2 separate regions of the Homo sapiens genome follow, and region 2 is linked to region 1. The links are chromatin loops, found by intact Hi-C in ENCODE. Cell type or tissue: mammary epithelial cell. All regions are shown on one strand.

Region 1 (8,000 bases):
CTCATTATTATGGTGGCTGTGTTAATTGTCCTTTGGCTCAGTCCTGCTTTTACCACTTTTTCTGTTATCCCTCCCCCAACCCACCCCCACATGCATAAAGACACGTCATGCTGGAGAATGAGTAGTGGGACTCGCAGCCAAATTGAGAGTGAATTCATCCACCCAAACGTCTTTATCTGCCCTGACTTTCTGCTTCCCCCATCTCCTCAGTGTTCCTAGGCTTTTTGAATCTCAATTCCATTAAGCACTTTCTTTTACACATCATATTTATGGACTATCTTTCCGTCAAATTACAAAATGTCTACTGAAGCTCAGCTTCAATGGCAAAATGACCACTCTAAAGAGAAAGGCAAATTTTGCTTATTCCCAATTTAATAGTAATCAAAATATCAATGTAAAAACACATGGACCTGAAACTTGTATTATTTTTCACATCCATGTAGTCACATGCAGTATTTGTTCTGTCATCAATTACCTATGTGGTCTTGGTCATAGTATTTCCCCTGACAGCCTCAATTTACTATCTGTGAAAAAAAATGATGCTAACCCAGATGGCTCATGGTTGTTCTAGCAATATAATTAGTTTGAACTAAATTCATGGGGTCTAGAACTACTCCACTTCCTCAATTCCTCTTTAAAATATCTGTTAAAACATAGGTAGGGAGCCTGGGGATCTGCATCATTCTTGACCTGACACTAAACCTAAGAACCTAAGAATTTAGACATGAAATCTTATGCCAGAATCTTAGAGGAATTTCTGAAAATATGATACAACTTTTATGGTAAGTCCCTGCCATGACACTTTTGAGTCAAAGCAAACCAAGAACATGTGTAAGGCAAGAAAATCCATACTGAGAAGCATTAAAATGCTACAATTCAAGCTAAAGAGACAAATGCCTTGAAAACTCAAATAAAAACACCTGTAAAATGTAGTCAATACAGTAAGCACAAAAAAAGTTTACTAATAAAATACATAATAAGAAAAATAGAGACAAAAACAGATTGCCTCCCAACACATAATTATGGTCTCCCAATCTATTTCATACTATAAAGAACAATGGTTCCTTGAAAAAATTACTGGTCCAACAAAAAAAAAAATGTCTAGTATTCTGAATATCTAAAACTCCTTTCATTACCAAATAAATAAATCAATTAAACTCAGGGAGAGAAAATATAAACAGTTTTTCTTTTTCTTCAAGGGAATTTCTTTACTTTTGGAGAACTGTTGAAAACCTTGCTTACATAAGGGAGCTGTGCTGCGCGATTTCTCTCCACGACTTCCCTCATGTTGTCTAAGGTTCCATATTCGTAACGACTGAGGTGAAATCCAAGCGCCCAGTAGGAGGGAAGGGCTGGCCGCCCAATGAGCTGAAAGAAATATGTGAAGTGAAAATTAGCAAATACTCTGTTTTTAATAAAAATTTTTCGAAGCATTGCTTTCAGAGCACCAAACATAGTCCATTTCCCAATGCACTGATTCATTAATGTTAGAATGTTAGTCTATTTTTCCAGCCCCTTCATAAATGTTTGAGGGTAGGGCCATGTTTGGGGCACCTTTATATTCTCTCACCTTCTTATAACATAAAAATGCTATACAGCAAGTTTCCATTGCATATATGAAATCTGTTCTTTAATATCTCAAATTTGTAACAGCAGATTTTGTGGGTCACACTTGCACATGAATTTTACTTTTTTAAAATATTTGCTGTTTAGGATTTCCTGAGTCATAATCTTGACATCCTAAGTTTACCTCTAGATATTCTTGAACAACTTGCTCTGGAGTGTTTCCCAAGAACACATAGAAGTCGAGAATGCCCCCAATGGTGCGGTAAGTGATGGCTGGCGCAGGCTGAAGGACAACCTCTTGAAAGGTTAAAAATGAAGAAAATAAAAATCAGAATTGATTCTTGAATAGTAACTACAAGTTTTAAAATAACACAGGATCACTAACCATGTGAACATTAACAAGGTGACCCTAGTGCCTCACATTTTGAATACCAAGTGAAAACCCTGACCATCCAAGTCCACCCTCACAGCACATGGCAGCCAAGGCATTTTTTCTGTGACAGATTTTAATAATACTGACTGGAGTGTCTTAGTGTCTTGTGCCAGGCCCCAGGTTCTGGGGAAAAAGCAGCCAGGCTTATGAAGGGGTCCAGAATAAGCCACTGTGACATAAAAAAATTATTTTGGACCAAAGGCATTTAAGTTACTGAAATCCCTGATGTGCTAAAATCAGAGCCTCCCAAAAGAACTCAATAAAAAGCAATTGTCATAAATCTGCTCCAAGGAGTACCTCTAGTCTTCTCTGAGACAACAGGCACCATTCCCAGATAAACAGTGTTACAAGACTATCACATCCTCCCACCTACTCTCCTAAGGGCCCATTTATCTTTCCAAAATGTCATTTGTTCTCTCCTAAGTGTCTTTCCCCATTCCCTTTCACCTATTAATTAAGATGGTATAGAAGCCCCAAGTTCTAATCTCTGCTTTGAGTTACTCATCACTGAGAATTGCTGTGTGTATGTGCATTGTATGTGTAAATAAATTCTGTCTTTTCTATTGCTAATCTACCTTTTTGCCAGTTTAATTTGCAGCCTCCCAAGAATTAACCCTAAGAGGTTAGAGGAAAAGTTTCTCCTCTCTGACTTTCATAACCACAGAACATGTCCCACCACATACCCCGTCATTATTGTGAGAATATAATTCAACTAGACATGGAGGTAACTAACCTCAGTGAATCTCACCTCAAACAAAAGCCAAACTAAAAAAAAAAAGTCAGAAATTGTATCATAAATTCAAAACCCTTCTATGTGCCAATCACCATTCTTAAAAGTTGTGTCATTACCTTGATTCGTATCTAGGAATAAAATGCCTCAAGAAATATTGCAATGTACTCTTTGGTCATAGGAACAACTCATACAGAGTATCTAGGATCTTGTGGCCTTTCCCACTAAGTCTGACTCATCTTATTTTCTGGTTCCTTTCACCTATCTAAAACTGTACAGTCTTTCTATTATATTATCTCAGTCTATTCTTAGGTTATTTGGTATTTTAAGTACCTTAGGACCATCTAAGATTCTATTAGAATCGTCTTAGATTCATCTCTTAGATGTCCTAGAATCATGTTAGATCATTTAGAGTGCTTCTCGGATATCTGTGGTGGAGAATCAGATCTTTATTTTGTTTAATTTCCATTTCACTGCAAGCTGATATTTTCATAAAATAATATGAAAATTAATTACTAGAAAAAGGTTCATGTGTGCGTGTGGAGGCTACAGCATTGCTTACTCGCCATTTCTATACTCATCTTACTATAGACCTGAAACAGTCTGTGACCCATTCAGGGACCACACTTTGAGGAGCACTGATTGAATCGATGACTCTCAATTAAGAAAAGGTATGGATCAATACCCTATGCCCACCATCAATCCTGGGAGATTCTGATACATCTTCTCTTCCCCTATGGCAATTCATTGCCACTGGGATCTACTGACTACAGGGCTGAAGACGGAGAAGAACACATTGGTGGAAACTATCTCAGAGTAAATTATAGGGAAGGGTGAGCTCCTTAACTTGATAATAGAAAATATTCCAACAGAGGCCACCAGATTCAGGAAAATCATAAGTTGGAGAAAATCCCCTACTCATGGCTACCATGGATCAATAGGTAATGAAGTAGGGATAGCACAATTAGAGAATCTATAAGGCCCTCCCTACACTATGGCTCAGTCACTCTTAAAGGGATCCATTCCTTTTATCATAGTGCTGTAAGAAAGGGACTGAAAATCACTCTTGTGCTTGTTTTTTCCATGAATATTCCTTTACCCATGGCATTGCTGTTCATCAGAAACACCCCAAAGGACAATCCACTAGCATCTTCAAGGCACAAGAAGAATGTCTGCGCACCATACAAATTAGTTCCGTTCTGCAGAAAGAGAATTAAAAACCAAAATTTACAACTAAGAAGTCTCAGCATCACACTGTGGGGTTGGTTTAGGAAATCAGTCTTAATCATGCAACTAATTGACAGGACATTCAGGGTCATAAAGACACATTTTTAAAAGATGGGGTCTATATCTAGTTGATGTTAACCAAGTGAACTCATGTTTTCTTACAGAATGAGCCAGCTATTATCATTCATCTAGAAGGAATGTGAAGGCTGTGATATTTTTTAGAAGGTAAGAGGATAGGAATTTTTAAAATGTAATTCAGAAAAACTGCCCTCTCAAAGAGGCCTGTCTTAACCTGACTTAACCTCATCAGCAAAAGCTCCATCAATATGCTTTAATATGAATCAGGTAACTAGATGGAGCTCTAGTCTAGGCTTGTCTTTGAGACTCCAGAACAGGAGTTCTCAACCTAGACTGCACCCCAGACCAATTAAAACAGAATCCCTAGAGGTAGAAGCAGACATGGCTGTTATTTTTTAACTTCCCCAGGTAACTTCAACATGTAGTCACATTTGATAACTATTGCTCTGGAAAAGTGTTTCTCAAAATTTGGTGTATCTGCAAACTACATGGGCATTTTAGTTAAATGCAGATTTTTTTTTTTTTTTTTCCAGACAGGGTCTCACTCTGTCGCCCAGACTGGAGTGCAGTAGTGTGATCTTGGCTCACGGTAACCTCCACCTCCCAGGCTCAAGCAATTCTCCTGCCTCAGCCTCCTGAGTAGCTAGGATTACAGGCGTGTGCCACTACCGCCTGGCTAATTTTTGTTTCGGTTTTTATTTTATTTTATTTTTTTGAGATGGAGTCTCACTCTGTCACCCAGGCTGGAGTGCAGCGGCTCAATCTCGGTTCACTGCAAGCTCTGCCTCCTGGGTTCATGCCATTCTCCTGCCTCAGCCTCCCAAGTAGCTGGGACTACAGGCACCCGCCACCACCATGCCCAGCTAATTTTTTGTATTTTTAGTAGAGACAGGGTTTCACCAGGTTGATCTTGAACTCCTGACCTCAAATGATCCACACGCCTTGGCCTCCCAAACTGTTGGGATTACAGACGTGAGCCACTGCTCCCAGCCCTAAATGCAGATTTTAATTCAATAGATGGAAGAAGGGACTGAAAGCCCACCTCTCTCAGAGGGTGGTTCCCCTGCCACATACACACTTTGAGAAGCAAGGATCTGAGGCTCCTTAATGAAACAACTGTCACCAACTATTCCTAGGTAAGCTGCTCTGACTTAACAGCTTTTCTGCTTTTCTGATAGGCATATGTACAGTACAGAGCCTGGGCTTAAAAATTACACAGAGTAGGGATTAGATTCTTCCTCTGTTCTTACAACCTCTTTTTTTTTGAGACAGAGTCTCGCTCTGTCACCCAGGCTGGAGTGCAGTGGCGCGATCTCGGCTCATTGCAAGGTCCACCTCCCGGGTTCAGGCCATTCTTGTTCTTACAAACCCTTTTGCCTTGAGCTATTAATTTGGCTTCGCTGGGCCTTGGTTTTTTCTAACAAGAAATTATTATATTTTCTAGACTCTATGGCTAAATAGATATATATACACAAACATGTATGTGTGTGTGTGTGTATATATATATATATATGACTAATAAATTATTGCTGTAATCTCCTTTCTTCCATCCATTAATTCTGCTTAGTCAAGAAAGCCCAGCTGGGCACAGTGGCTCACATTTGTAATCCCAGCACTTACGGGAGACCAAGGCCAGAGGATTGCTTGAGTCCAGGAGTTTGAGATCAGCCTGAACAACATGGCGAAACACAGTCTCTACAAAAAAAATACAAAAATTTGGCCAGGCATGGTGACACGCACCTTTAGTCTCAGCTACTCCAGACACTGAGGTACGAGGGTTACCTGAGCCCAGAGAGGTTGAGGCTAAAGTGAGTCATGGTTGTGCCACTGTACTTCAGCCTGGGTGACAGTGAGACCCCATCTCAAACAAAGAGAGAAGAAGAAAAGAAAAAGAAAGGCCCTGAACAACAGAGTATTGCCAAATCCAGAAAACAATGTTACTTCAAATTTTAGCAGTCAAAACAAAGTGGAAATAAAATAAAACAATAACAACAAAACTCTGTCTATTCTTTCACTACCACAATCATTCTTTATACAAAAAATGATTGTTTTAGCTGAGACTTTATCCTATTGTGATGATAAACCTGGTGAGTCAGTGATTAAAGGTGAACCTAAAAATATGGAGATCACAATCAACTGTTGTTGAGAGTACAGATATTAATAATATCTTCTCCATATCTGGTTAGGAAAATATGAAGGAGTTGGCATTTATTGAGTACCTTCTTTCTGGCAGCCATTCTTCTAGATACATTACATGTATCTGTTCATTTCATCCTCACCACAACCCTATTGAGATATTACTTCCATTTTATAGATAAGAAACTGAAGACAGAGAGGTAGGTAACACCCAGAACCACGTAACTGGTGAATAGCAAGACTAGAATTCAAAGCCAGGTAGTCTCACTCTAGACTCTAACTCTTAAACACTACACTGTAATACTAGAGGTGACCTTTAAGAATGAGACTATGATATTCAGTGGAAAGGGGCCCATTTGAAAGCTTACTCCATTGGGAGTTGTGTCTCTGTTAAATATGGGCCAGGTCTTCCAATTCATATCATGCCGATACTGCTGGTGCACATGCTCTCCCAGGCCATACACGTTAGTGCTAGGCAGTCGAGTGGAGAGCTGCAAGAACTGGTCAGCAAACAGTAGGGGCCCAATGCTCGAGTCAAACCTAGACACAGGTGGAGAACACAAGGATGGGTGAGCAAGCAGGGTGGAGAGAACGTAAGTGCTTAGAAAAGCGTCCTTTATATCTCAGTGACTCAATAGCCCCCATTCATTCAGTCCCATTTGCCCTCCTGTGACATTTTTCTATGGAAAACAAGAGATAAGGACTCCTTGAAGAAAGGGACCATGTGCAAATTTCTTGCATTAGTCTCCCAGACCAGACAGCCTACTACATGACCAGAACACTATACTTACGATAGGAGATGTTCAGTAAATATTTACTGGTGGACAGCTGGTTATATATTATAGACGGAGGGAAATAAAGGGAAAAATAAAGAGAAAAAAATGATTGTGCAAACAGAGGAAAGAGAAAGAAAGCCAGAAAAAAATGTATACTTTAGAAGGTAAAGGTTCTGGTCACCAATAATGGGCCCACAACCTTCAGGAATATTGTTGAAACACCCCCTTCTTCATGCTTACAGACCTCCCTGTAACCTTCCTACTCTGATCCTTAGATAGGTTTCCAAAACTTACAAAACACGATTGTTGCTTCTTCTGGTCACTTTGATGCTAAATGGCTGTCTGGAGATTTCAACTTGGTAGGTCAAAGAAGCAGCAGCATTTCCACTGAAGGACTGCACGTGTTCGTGGGGCACTTCAAACCTGTTATTGGTTTGGTCAGTCAACTGTGCAGAGATAGAAATAGAAGGAAAGCCAAAATAAAAACTTGTCAGAGCTTCCCAATATCCCTACTTAGGATACTGGAATCAGGCACTGATCAAACTGACCTCATATCTTAGGTAGATGTACTCATTATGTTACCAAACTCAAATGGTTCACCTTTGGGCATAAGTTAGTCTTTAGGTAGAGACATACAGAGCACATCTGCAGAGATGGATTGAAAGCTGTGATACTTCCTTATTTTATCTTCCTACCATATTCCACATGTTATCTAGAGTAAATGAATGAAAGCCAAACTCACTAGTAAACTGTAATACATATTCAGGAAGTTATTACAGTAAAGGAAGCTATTCTGTATATGTCTTTAACATACAGGTGCTAATTAATAATAGCAATATAGAAAAATACATCCAGTAGCAAAATTTTCTATTTTGTAGTAACTGCACTCATCCGATAGGGAATAAAAGTCTCTCAAAAAAACTTAAAAAAAAATAAACAAATTACAACCTTAAAGTGGAAACGATTAGATGTCTGATATTCTGCTGTGAGAAGAACATTGTCAACATTGCTTCCAAACACTGGTGAAGAAGGCAGATTTTTCAACCGGGCTGTG
Region 2 (8,000 bases), 160 kb before region 1:
GTGGATTCATTATATCATTTAATTTTTATATTAACAATAGATGCCATGATTTTTCCAATTTGAAAGATGAGAAAGTTTAGTTAGAAGATTTCACAGCCTAAATCCTAAAGCAATATACCAGCAGTGAGGAAGAAGATAAAAAATAATTCATGAAGAAACGAGCACCCATGGAAAAGTATAATTTGTGGAGCAAGCTTCTCTGAAGAGAAAGATGGCGATGGGATGCAGATGTGTGAAAAGCAAATTTCCCTGAAGAGAGAGGAGGGGATGGTGCATGGGAAAGTTGAGCTTTTGGTAGAAACTTTATCAAGTTTTCACATCTTCTTATTGCTGCTTTCTTTGCCCTGAAAGCCCCTTCTTTGCCAAAAGAAAATTTCTACTCTTCTTTTAACCAACATTCAAACATCACTTCTTCTATGAAGACTTTCTGGATTATCCCAGTAGAGTTAATTGATTTTCCCTCTCATGTTTGACTCCTATAATTAGACAATGAGGTCCTTGAAAGCAGGGACTGTGACTTATTCATCCTTGTACTCTTCCAAGGTAAGGTTATCTCTGAGGTTGCAAAACACCTATTTGTTTTGTGTGTATTTCATATAATGACATGGGTGTTTTCCTGAAGAACTAGTTTTTCCTTGGTTGGAAAAGCCTCAAGCTAGGTGTGGAAAGCAAGACTGTGAAAGAGCAACTGAAAGATGAAGATGTAAAGAAAGTGGGAAAGGGAAGAAGAATTTCTGTTTGGAAGACCATGTTGCCCCTGATTGTGGAACACCAGGGGCAACATGATACATCACCTGTTGATAGCCCAAAATCAAATAGTATGAGGTTCTTGTAAACTCTGGGGACAGAAGGCAGAGAGCTCAGATACTTGAGCAGAAAGGGGCAGTTGAACAGAAAAGATCACACTCTGTCCTGGGAAGAACTAAAGAACAAGTCTGAAATTTCCCAACGACATTGGAAAGTGGCAAAATCTCAGAAGGATAAAAGAAAAGACAAAGGGACAGATAAATATTTATAGAAATAATGGCCAAAAACATATACATTAAAAACTAAAAATAATTGTTGAAAAAATTAAAGATCTAAATAAGTGGAAAGACACCTCATGCTAATGAATCAAAAGAGACTTAATATTGTTAACATGGTAATACTCACCAAACTGATTTATAGACTCAATGTAAAAACTATCAAAATCCCTGTTGCTATTTTGTCAAAACTGACAAAGTGATTACAAAATTCATATCAAATGCAAGGGACCCATAGTAGCTAAAACAATCTTGAAAAAAAAATTGGAAGAGTCACACTTCATCAATTAAGACAGTGTGGTACTGGCATAAGGATATATATATATATAGAGAGAGAGAGATCAATGAAATAGAGTTGAGAAGGCAAAAATAAGCCTTCTCATTTACTGTCAATTGATTTTTGACAAGGTGTCAAGATAATAAAATGAAGGAAAGAATAACATTGAACCACTACCTCACACCATACACAAAAATAAACTTAAAATGGATGACAGATCTTGGTGTAATACCTAAAACTATAAAGCTCTTAGAAGAAGACATAGGAATAAATCTTCATGACCTTGAATTAGGTAATAGTTCCTTGAATATGACACCAAAAGCACAAGTGACAAATGAATAAGTAAGTAAATGAATAAATAGGACTTTATAAAAACTTTTAAAAATGTGCTCCAAAAGGCATGGTTATGGAAGTGAAAAGTTTACAAAATGAGAGAAAATATCCTCAAACTATATATCTCATGAGAAGCTTGAATTTAGAATATTTAAAGAATTCTTACGATCCAATAATTTTTTTTTTTCTGTAGAGATAGTCTTACTTTGTTGCCCAGGCTGAAGTGCAGTGCCATCATAGTTCACTGCAGCCTCAAACTCCTAGGCTCAAGAGATCCTCCTACCTTAGCCTCTCGAGTAGCTGGGACTACAGGCATGCACCATTCTGCCTGGCTAGTTTGTTTGTTTTTTGTAGAGACAGGGTCTCATTATGTTGCCCAAGCTGCCCTCGGACTCCTGGACTCAAGCAATCCTCCCACTTCGGCCTCCCAAAGTACTGAGATTACAGGTGTGAGCCACCACGCCTGGCCACAACTCAATAATAATTAAAAAAAATGATTCTATCAAAAATGAGCAAAGGATTTGAATAGATATTTGAATATATACAAATAGCCAATAGCATATGAAAACATGCTCAATAACATTAGTATTAGTGAAATAAAGTGAAAACAACAATTAGATATCACTTTACCCCCATTAGAATGTCTATAATTTAAAAAGATGAATACCACCGAGTGTTGGCAAGGATGTGGAGGAACTGCAACTCTTATACATTTTATCATACATGCAGGTAAGAATGTAAAATGGTAGGCTGGGTGCGATGGCTCATGCCTATAATCCCAGCACTTTGGGAGGCCGAGGCAGGTGGATCACCTGGGGTCAGGAGCTCGAGACCAGCCTGGCCAACATGGCGAAACCCGTCTCTACTAAAAAATACAAAAAAATTAGCCAGGCATGGTGACTTATGCCTGTAATCCCAGCTACTCGGGAGTCTGAGGCTGGAGAATCACCTGAACCCAGGAGGAGGAGGTTGCAGTGAGCCGAGATTGCACCACTGCACTCCAGCCTGGGCGACAGAGCCAGACTCCATCAAAAAAAAAAAAAAAAAAAAAAAAGTAAAATGGTACAGCCTTTTTAGAAAACAGCTTGATATTTCTTCAAAATATTAAAAATACAGTTCCTATATGACACAGAAGTTCCACTCTTAGATACATATTCAAAACAAAGAAAACATGTCTACTCCAAATCTTGCACATAAATATTCACATAATCACTACTCATAATAGCCAAAAAAAAAATGGAAACAATTTAGATGTTCACTCATTGGTAGATAGGCAAGCAAAATATGGTGTATCTATATAATGAAATTTTATTAGTCAAAAGAAATCAAGTACTGATACATGCTACAACATAGATAATCATTGAAAACATTATGCCAAGTGAAAGTACCCATATACAAAAGAGCACATATTGTGTGATTCCATTTTATGAAATGTCCAGAATAGGCAATCCACATAGACAGAAAATAGATGAGTAATGGCTAGGGCTCAGGAGGTAGGAACAAGGTAGAAATGATTGCTAATGGGCAAAGGTTTTCCTTTTCGAGTTCTGAAAATGTTCGAAAATTTAATTTTTGTGATAGTTGCACAACTCTATGAATATACTAAACATTACCTAATTGCTCACTTTAAATAGGTGAATTTAGTAACCCACTTGATAAATGCGCTCAGAGGTGGTTGCTTGGGCAACCGTGCCTGAAATTTTGACTTTAACCCATTTAACTCGGATCACGTAGATACATGCACAATGCAAATATGAAATGGCAAAAGGAATGATGTGGAAAATTATCTTTGCTGCTGTGACAAAAAGACACTCACTCGTATGTGGGTCTGGTCTGGGACCACCCGTACAGGTTGTGCACGTTGTAGTGCTCCACGGGGGAGCTGTCCGGCAGGATCTGCTGACTCTCCATGCACAGAGTCTTGCTGCTCAGGCCCTTGTCCCTAGATTCCAAATCTGAGGGGAAATGTTGAGTTATTTCCTAAACAACATGATTTGCACATTCACTAGAAATGCCCATCATTTTGGCATTTCTTTACTTCAATCAACAACTTTGTTACCAGTAACAGACCCAATTTTATGAGGTTTTAGTCTATAGAAAACAATGTTCTGTGTCTTTATAACTAATGAAGGGTAAGGATAAAATATGGAGCTGGGAAAAGCAGCTCCCCTTCTTTTTGCACCAACTCTGATTTAATTTATAGAGTGTTGTCATAGCCCTTTTGCCAACATAATAAACTCCTTCATTGTTAGGACTGTTTCTTCCACTAGATGGTAATGTTCTCCAGGGAATAAATCTATTTCAATCATTTTTGTATTTGTGTCTCTAAATCTTTCTGATTTGACAGCATTTGCTTGATACATAAGTACAGATGATCCTTAACTTACAATGTGATTATATCCCCATGAACCCATCACAAGTTGAAAATACTGTAACTTGAAAATGCATTGAATGGACCTAACCTACCTTAAATGTGCTCAGACACTTACATTAGCCTAAGTTGGGCAAAATTATCTAATACAAGGCCTATTTTAAAACAAAGTGTTGAATATCTCTTGTAACTTATTGAACACTATAGTGAAAGTGAAAAATAGAATGGTTATTTGGGCTCTCAAAGTTCGGTTTCTACTGAATGCATGTCACTTTCTTACCATTGTAAGGTTGAAAATCATAAGTCAGACCATTGCAAGTCAAACACCCCCTGCATTAAATTAATGAAGGAGAAAATGAATGAATGAGTGAGTGAGTGAGAAATGGGCAGCATAACAGTGATGTAGACATCAAGAAACTTGAATTCTAGATTCTGTCCCATAGATTACTGGTATAATGCCTTTTGTTGTTGTTGTTTTTCTGGTTTTTGGTGTTTGTTTGTTTTTTTTTATGGGTCTCACTATGTTGCCCAGGCTGGTCTCAAGACTCAAACTCCTGGTCTTAAACAATCCTCCCACCTCAGCCGTGGTACAGTACTTTTAGAAGTGAGTCATTTCCTTCCTTGTTTCTCTGCAACACGAGAAGATTCAACTTTCTGAGATCCTTTTGATACCAACATTCTATTTTTGTTTGTACCACAGAATGACCAAAAAGTATCCTTCATCAAATGTCTGTTTACATGGGCAGAGAGACTTCAGAAACTAGGTTTTAATTCTTTAATCAAAAGAACATCTCTCCACGTGTGTGTGTGTGTGTGTGTGTGTGTGTGTGTGTGTGTGTGTTTAAGGGTTTATTTAAAATTTTAGCAATCTGTTCATAGTTATCAATGGAATCAAATGTACCATGCATCGTTTGGTTTCTTTCACACCACATCATGTCATTATTTCTTGCTTGATTAGTTTAGCTGCACTTATTCAAGGTTATCTTACTTGGGATTTCATGTCATGTTGGAGAATGGTTTCTGTCTTCAACATTAGGCTTCACTTTGACAGTAAAAGGAAAACTTTTGGAGTCTTTGAGTAGGAAAGTAAGTTGATGAAGTAATTATTTTACATACATGGCATATAGGGTGGGTTATTTAGCATTTCATTGCTGCAGCCCCTGACAGATCCATCCACAAAATTTGATGGCTCATTCATATCCTGAAATGAGTTAACAAAAAAAGATCTCGTCATGTCAGGGGCAGGATGGCCTTGGCTATAGAGGACACTAACTCAGGGAGATGACTTTTGAAGCCCTCAGCTCAGCTGGTGGTTTAGTTCACTGTGTTTAATTCCTGGCACTGACCCAAATGGACTCTAAAAATGTGTAGTGTAATCCCTGGCATTGACCCAAATGGACTCTAAAAATTTATATCGGCCAAAGTGGAGTGCTAAACTCCTTGCTTACCTGGCATTTTAAAACTTACAAGGATTGTTTTACAGTGGCAAAAATAGTGAGGTAATGCTGGACACAGGACCTAAGGAAATCTCTTGATACAACTCCCCTTGATACAACTCCCCAACAGAGGTAGCCCATCTTGTTTTACTACGCATGGATTATTCACTTTTTAGTCTATGGCCAGAGGTTACTATTATCTTCCTCTATTTTTTCTTAGTCCAGTTGCTTGGACTAATTCTGATATTGGCATAGGCCAAACACAAGGAGAGTTATCTCACTTTCTGCTATAAATATATTTCTAAAAAGTTATATGTAACTCAGAAACAAGTTTGGAAATAAAAACATACTTTGGGGAATTTGTTACTTAAATGCAAGGAGTAGGGGCTCCTAAGGGAATGTTCACTGTGCACTCTGACAATGGAAAAGTTAAATTTTCGAAAGCCAGACTATTTTAAATAGGACATACTAAAGGCAAATGAAAGTACTTGAGGAACTATTCATTACTTTGAATTACCCAGCTACAGCTTTCCCTCCATTGGAAAAAAAAAAAAAATACTACCCCAGAGCTATCAGCATCTCTTATTCTCAAAGCTGCCCACAACTCTCCACTGTCTGATTTGCCTGTTTGAGTTAATTTGTGTCCTTTCACATGTCTATTCTGTGCCTAACTATCTCAAAGGTGCGGGTGGTCAGGGAGGCCCCTGTGTTTTCAGTGGACTTTTGTCTCTGGAGTGAATCACAGACTTCTTCCAGTCTGACCCAGAGCTGAATAGCTCTTCAGAGCTGGCCTAGAGCTTGCTTAAGATTTCAGGCCACTGGACAGTGGGGAAGGAAATCAGGACAGAGGAAAACATAGATAGAGCTGCCCTTGGACATATATCCCAGGGACATCTCAGGAAGTCCTGCTTTTAAGGCCAACTGGCATTTACAGCAAACATCTGAACAGGCCCTTTAAGCCATTCCCTCAGAGTTGTCTGCCCCAGTACTATGGCAAACGTCTACTTGCTCTCAACTCCATGCCTCACCCACTCCCAGCTCTGCCCTGTAAGACTCCCTTACAATAAGCTTTCAGGTAGATTTGGCCAGTGGGTGATATTGGCAAGAGATTGGAGATGGGAGGTGATTTCTCCCTTTCTCTTTTGCTCTGGCATCTCCAGCAGTAGCAGTCTCCTCTGTGGGCTCCAACATCCACCAGACAATATGTCCCTGGGCAGATCAGCAATGATCTCTGCTTCTCTTGGTCCTAGCACCTAGATTCTGTAACAGCACCTAGATTCTCCCTTTCATCTCTTCAGCCCTATGTCTCTGCTTTGCTAGTCTCTCCTCCCCATGTTTTGACTTGCTAACATTTCCAAAAAAAAAAAAAAGACAACCAAGGGTGCACTTACAATCCACAATCCATCAAACTTCAAGCTCTTCTCTGGCTCTCGAGGGTTTGCATAGAGCTCTTCTATCTCTTTCTTCCACCACGCAGCTGTGCTATTACGAAAGAAGTCAGGAAAGGCAACGTAGGCCCTGTAAAGCTGTAAGAATAACACACACTCTCATTGTCGGGGTCTCAGCCTATACAGGAGACCACAAATGGGAGATGAACAGGAATTTGTGCCTGCCCAGATCAGTCTCTGCTCTAATCTCAGATCTGCTGCTGTTGCAGAGTTTACAACAGAAGCAGAGATTGGGGAAGGCTGACTTCATTCTTTATTTTCTTAGAAGAAGGTTAGATAGCTTTATAATCCCTTTCAAATACAGGATTTGTTTAATAACTGGACATGTAATCACAAGACTGGAAAATTAACAGTGTCTGAACAATTGAACTTTAGAGATGCAAATACTTTTTCTTTTTTTTTTTTACTTAAATATCAGTGTGATATTAGCAAAAGCTTTTTCCAGACTATTCAAATGAGATGAAGGAGGACTGTCATCCAGGGGCAAGTGAACTCCAGAGTAGAGGGGATGCTAGATGACCAGGCTGAGATTAACAACTTTCCTTCATTCAGCTGACTTGTATTTTCTTTTGTATGCAGATAATTTATTAAAATCCAGTCTGTTCATAATGGATTCCCCTCTAGTGAGAAAATGCTAGACTTTGGTTCATTATTTTTCAAGCGTCATAAAGTTCAAACAAATCACAGCCCATTAAAATCACACTTATGAGAGGATTTCATTGATGATTTCCTTCTACACATTTCCATGTTCGCTGTTTGTTGAGCTTTCCACTCGAGGATCTCTTTCTGCCAAGAAACTAACAGTGGATAAGCACCCTCAAGTTAGGGCTACTTAACTGAAGGGTTAGCTACTTATTCATCAGGATAAAAAATGTAAATATCCAGATGTTTAGGGCAATGTTGACAAAAATCTATATACAACTGTACCTTAACCTGAGTTTCATGGTCAAGGGATCCATCTACAATTACATTAGGCAGATCTGGCCAAACCTAGAGAAAAAGAAGGGCAATTAAAACCTTTACAGATCCTTGCATACAGACTATGAGATATTTCATGTGTTAGACTCTGATGACAGGCATCTCCATGAAACGCTTGGGAATCTTTGCCATAAA

The links. Hi-C counts contacts between places; a loop is a spot of excess contacts. Peaks named below come from ENCODE experiments on the same cell type or tissue, not always from the same donor. Only the 100,000 strongest peaks of a DNase experiment are listed, where the experiment ranks them.
Region 2: it touches region 1 in a loop (4-fold over the local background); 3 of 110 quality-filtered maps call a loop at or near these places.

The regions. Positions count from the first base shown.
Region 1 is chr7:142,020,978-142,028,977 of GRCh38, reverse strand. MGAM (maltase-glucoamylase) reads right to left here. Exons shown (of 71, transcript NM_001365693.1): 5 at 7,895-8,000; 6 at 7,241-7,392; 7 at 6,539-6,710; 8 at 3,829-3,928; 9 at 1,751-1,863; 10 at 1,243-1,368. Among named protein-coding and RNA genes, the nearest start is that of MGAM, 29 kb to the right of the region's middle. In mammary epithelial cell, a CTCF peak has its summit at 4,321; DNase peaks (open chromatin) are centred at 2,867 and 4,197; H3K27ac peaks cover 3,243 bases.
Region 2 is chr7:142,184,954-142,192,953 of GRCh38, reverse strand. It overlaps MGAM2 (maltase-glucoamylase 2 (putative)), which reads right to left. Exons shown (of 48, transcript NM_001293626.2): 34 at 7,815-7,877; 35 at 6,831-6,965; 36 at 5,120-5,204; 37 at 3,449-3,587. Among named protein-coding and RNA genes, the nearest start is that of PRSS58, 69 kb to the left of the region's middle. In mammary epithelial cell, a CTCF peak has its summit at 3,906 (motif pointing right); no DNase peak of the experiment used is centred here.